Regions from separate parts of the Homo sapiens genome. Here region 1 is linked to region 2. The links are chromatin loops, found by intact Hi-C in ENCODE. Cell type or tissue: B cell. All regions are shown on one strand.

The links. A loop is a pair of places that touch in the nucleus more often than their neighbours do. Peaks named below come from ENCODE experiments on the same cell type or tissue, not always from the same donor. Only the 100,000 strongest peaks of a DNase experiment are listed, where the experiment ranks them.
Region 1: a loop joins it to region 2, with 8 times the contacts of the local background. A loop is called at or near these places in 5 of 110 quality-filtered maps.

What each region holds. Positions count from the first base shown.
Region 1 is chr1:40,448,550-40,451,049 of GRCh38, reverse strand. It overlaps ZFP69B (ZFP69 zinc finger protein B), which reads right to left and starts at 574. Exons shown (of 5, transcript NM_023070.3): 1 at 1-574. The coding sequence starts at 88. It overlaps ZFP69B-DT (ZFP69B divergent transcript), which reads left to right and starts at 1,011. Exons shown (of 5, transcript NR_198977.1): 1 at 1,011-1,230. RefSeq lists an enhancer at 1-480 and a silencer at 696-955. In B cell, no CTCF peak of the experiment used is centred here; a DNase peak (open chromatin) is centred at 969; H3K4me3 peaks cover 1,737 bases; H3K27ac peaks cover 1,056 bases.
Region 2 is chr1:40,151,697-40,154,196 of GRCh38, reverse strand. All of the region lies in intron 2 of LOC105378671 (a long non-coding RNA gene), which reads left to right. Among named protein-coding and RNA genes, the nearest start is that of RLF, 8.4 kb to the left of the region's middle. RefSeq lists a silencer at 343-482 and an enhancer at 683-742. In B cell, CTCF peaks have their summits at 783 and 984; DNase peaks (open chromatin) are centred at 116, 646 and 946; H3K4me3 peaks cover 1,294 bases; H3K27ac peaks cover 2,448 bases.

The DNA of each region.
Region 1 (2,500 bases), 300 kb before region 2:
CCACCCGCTCCGTGGCCGCCTTTGGATGACGCAACTTCACCCAGGTGCTGGCCTCGGTGGGCAGGGTGATCAGGAGCTGCTGCAGCATGACGGCGTCCGCACTCCTTTCTGAGGACCCTCTGTCTTAGCCCATAGGGCTTGTCCACCTCTGATGAGGAAATTGCTGGAAGCTCTGACAGGAGGCTTCCCAATTGTACCGATCTCCTTAATCGCCGACTCCTACTCCTCAATGTCCTCTCTCAGGAACCCAGGGAACATACAGTATCAAAATCCGAGATCTGGACTTGTGTCTATCATCGGCTCTCAGGGCGTATCTCCCAACTTGAGCTCCATCTGTCTCCTTGGCCAGCAGCTGGAGGCGCCAAGTATTTACTCTCAGCAGCCCCTGCAGATGCTGAGCAGAAGACATTAGAATCAGCAAAGGACTAAGGAGGCTCAGTCATAGGGCAGAACGCTAGAACATATATGGATCACTGTAAAATGTTTCCAAAAGATACACGGAGACGGTGGGCAGACACAGCCCACAAAATTCAAAGCACCGCGCACATGTCAGGAAGCACAAAGAGACGAATACAACCCAATTCTTTGTTTGGGGCAGTAATTATGTGTAAAGTAGCCGGGGATTTGGAATCCCAGCTCTTTCACTAGTCGGCTGTAGCAAACCGCGAAACCGCTAGACCCCGCCTCCTCCTCCCCAAATGAGAGGCTAAGTCCTCCCCACAAAGCAAAACGCCCCCGGCCCTAGCCTCCCAGCCTTTGTCTGAGCACGACTCCGGGGCTGCGGAGAGCACCGCGCGCGACAGGGTGGCCGCGGGCGGAACTCGCGCTTCCCGGCTCGCCCAGCTCCCCAAGCCCGGGACAGCCACCCGCTCACCCTCTCCCCGCTGGGCCGGCACGCCCCCGCCTTCCCACCGCTGCAGCCGGGTTCCGGCACTGCGCGGCCAAGCTCCCACGTAGCGCTGCGGCGGGCAGTCGGGGCCCAGTGCGCCTGCGCAGCGGCTGGCTAGAGCATGGTTCCCAGCGTCCTCCCGGGGAGCCGCTCCGCCAGCGCAGACGCCCCCACCGGTGCGCGCCGGGTTGGCTGCGTTCAGGGGCTCCCAGTATCCGATCCCTGCGAGCATCATCAGCCTGGCTCCTGCGGGAGGAGATGGAGCCTGCGTTCTTGGGCCCCAGACTCTGATGAAGAACAACCATCTTTCCTCCGCTGGGAAAATGCACGTGAACGTTAGGGTGAGCCTTTGAAACCCGTGACAAAAGGGAGCCATCGGCATCACGTTTTTTGGTGAAACGACACTGGTGTAAAATAATCCATAGCACTTTCCCTAAATATTATGTACATGCCAGTTATTTATTCTCAGCAGACAGTTGAATGGATTCCGGTATATTGTTAAAAGAATACCACAACAGTTTTCTCTTCTAGTATTCAATAAAAGTTCTCATGTTTATTGCTTACCTTGTATTTCTGAAATGCCAGAAAATACACAAAAACAAAAAAATTATTGCCTGTAATTTCAGCAAGCAGCGGTAACCTTGCTAACAGTTGGTGTACAACCTTTCCTGCACACACACAACGTATTTCATGCATTGTTATATATTTTCCACAAAAGCGATTATACTGTAATGCTGTTTTATTGCTGAGTTTTCTCCCTCCAACAAAATTTGAGTACATCACTCCAAATACATTTCTACATCAACAGTTTACAAAAACAACAAATGAGGAAATAGAATACAATTATAGTACTTGCTAGCTGTTATGAACCGAATGTTTGGATTCCCCAAAATTTATCTTGAAGCCCTAACCTCCATTGTATTTGGAGAGTATTTAGAGATAAGGCCTTTATGGAAGTAATTAAGGTTAGAATATAGTCCTAGTCAGAAACGAACCCAACTCGACCTTACTTGGGGCTTCTAGTCTCCACACTGAGAAAATAAATTTCCGGTTTTTTGTTTGTTTGTTTGTTTGTTTTTTTGAGATGGAGTCTCGCACTGTCCGCAGGGCTGGACTGCAGTGGCGTGACCTCGGTTCACTGCAACCTTCGCCTCCTGGCTTAAAGCGATTCTCCTGCCTCAGCCTCCCAAGTGGCTAGGATTACAGGCGCCCGCCACGACGCCCAGCTAATTTTTTGTATTTTTAGTACAGACGGGGTTCCACTATGTTGGCCAGGCTGGTCTCAAACTCCTGACCTCGGTGTCTGCCCGCCTCGGCCTCCCAAAGTGCTGGGATTACAGGCATGAGCCACTGCGCCCGGCCAGATATCCGTGGTTTAAGCCACCCAGTCAATGGTATTTTGTTACAGCAGCCCAAGCTGATGAATACACTAGCATATAATAGTTACAGAATATGAGGCTCTGTCCTAAGTGCCTTTCATATTTTAACTTATTTTGTCATCACAGAAACCACTGGAAGTAAGTACTATTATTATTCCCACTTTACAGATAAGAAAACTGAGATTTAGAGAAGTTGAATAACTTGCCAAGATCATGTGGCTTACAAGTGGTG
Region 2 (2,500 bases):
GGGGATCCCTGGTAAGGCTCCTCTCAGGTTGTAGTCCTCTTGGCTTTGATGAGGATTCAGACTTTATTCCAGCTATACACTTCTAACTGGAGGAAGTAAGAATTAAAGCTCTGCTGCAAGATAGGAGTTTCATTTGTTATTCTGTAGAGATTCTGCTGATCATAGATTTGTGACTTTCAGTCGGGTGCAGTGGCTCACACCTGTAATCTCAGCACTTTGGGAGGCCGAGGTGGGTGGATCACTTGAGGTTGGGAGTTCGAGACCAGCCTGGCCAACATGGTGAAACCCCGTTTCTACTAAAAACACAAAAATTAACTGGGCGTGGTGGCACATGCCTGTAGTGCCAGCTACTCAGGAGGCTGAAGCAGGAGAATCACTTAAACCCAAGAGGCAGAGGTTGCAGTGAGCCGAGATCACACTACTGTATTCCAGCCTGGGTGACAGAGCAAGACTATGTCTCAAAAAAAAAAAAAATTGTGACTTTCACTTTTCTGTGAGGTTAAGGTTTTTGTTTTGAATTACTCCTTAGAGTTTTTACAACTTTTTCTCTCATTCAAAATGTTGATAAGGTGAAAAACAGTTTATTTTTAAAAAGAGGAAGTAAATCTTTGTGGTTTAAGCAAAAATGTTATAATATTTAAAGCTAGCCAGGTTCTGAGGCTTGGTTCAATTGACAAATTCAAGCTTGCTTCTTGAGTGACCAAAATTATGAAATACTCTGTATAAGGATGAAATAAGTCCTGAAGATAATAGACACTGTTTCTCCCAGCTAAAAGTCACCTTAAGCAACTAAGGTCTAGTGTGAGTATCTGAGTTAATCACTCCTGATAAGTAACAGTCTCACAGGAAATCCCTTAAGTAGAATTTAAAGGAAACCTTGCTTAATCTGGTGAGCACACATAAAGGATTGATTACCCTGTATCTTAAGCATCCAAGTTTGTTGGTATCATTGAGATTTGTATGTGAGAAGAACTGACTCAAGAGTGACACCTTGAGGAGCTATTTTCGCAAGCAGCACACTCGATCTCAAAACAACTTTCACTAAGTCTTTTGGTCTTAGGGATCTCAAAACAACTTTCTTGATCTCAAAACAACTTTCCCTAAGTCTTTTGATGCACTATGGGCAACTGTGCATCTAAAACTGAACCTTCCTCCTTAAGAGAGACCCACTATTAGAAACTCCAGCTGGATTTATAGTTAACACATATGACATGATGCCTTTTCAGGTAAGTATTTAGAAAACTGCTCGTGAATAACTCACAATGACTCCAAATTATAATGGCCAAAATGGTGTGCCTTTGAAATGCCTAATCTAGTTTACTTATATGCTCAATTAGAATAAGCTGGCTCTAAAATAAAACAGAGCAATTGGAAAAGTTATTTTCAATGGCATTTAGAGGCTTCCAAAAGAGGTTTTGATAAAGTTCTTTCTTTACAGAAAGAAAACAAAAGATTCTCTGAAACAATTTCTGAAATAAAAAAGCTGCTGAAATTTCTCCTCCTCAACTCCTCCTTCTCTTTATCCTTCATTATCTCAACTACTTTTTCTTCCTCCTCCCACTTCTACTCCCATTGTTCTGGCTCCATTTTGTGAGTAGCTGGTGTCTGGTAGGGGAGAACCTACCTTGGTTTATGAACCAAGGTGAAATCTAAAGGCATAGTTAAAGAATTCCCTGACTCTCACCTGGACCCTACTCATTTTACCAGACAATTTGAATGGAATATTCAAGCTTATGATCCTGTTGTTTTTTTTCTAATTTATACTAACTAGTTCACATGTTAACATCAAAAAGTAAAGCTAAAGGCGGAGCTTGGTGGCTCATGCCTATAATCCCAGACCTTTGCAAGGCCAAGGTGGGTGGATCACTTGAGGTCAGGAGCTCGAGACCAGCCTGACCAACATTACAGGCATGAGCCACGCGCCCGGCCTAAGGAGTCTTATATCTCAGTCAAGAATCAGTCAAGGAGACTTATATAGACTCAGTCAAGGAGTCTTGTATCTCAGGTACCATCTGAGTCAGGTACAAGAAAATAAGAAAGGAAATTAATCTATAATAAAAAGTCAAGATTAAGAGGTCATGCTCTGTGACTTGGTCTCCAAAGTCAATCTTCCACAAAACCTAAGCTTTTAGAAGCCCCAAATAGACAGACTATTCCTTTTCTTTCACATTTTCCCCTTTTCTTCAAGATCTTTGAAGAAAGCATTACGGAAGAAGCATTTGTTAGAGAGTAGTTATATCTCACATCACTAGGAAGTCTCATTCCTAGAGAGTCATGCCCCACAGAGAGGGGAAATGTTTAATTCATAAGCCGAAAGAAGCCAAAGCCTAATTATGAACAACAGAAGGAAAGTATAACTTAGTGGTCTGATTCTGGTTGTGTGACTTATTTTCAATTAAGGCAACTTTTTAAGCAATTATTATTCTAGTTTTAGTCATTGATCACAAGCAAGCTGAAACACGAATCATGAGTAATTTGATAACTAGGAAAATGGAAACTG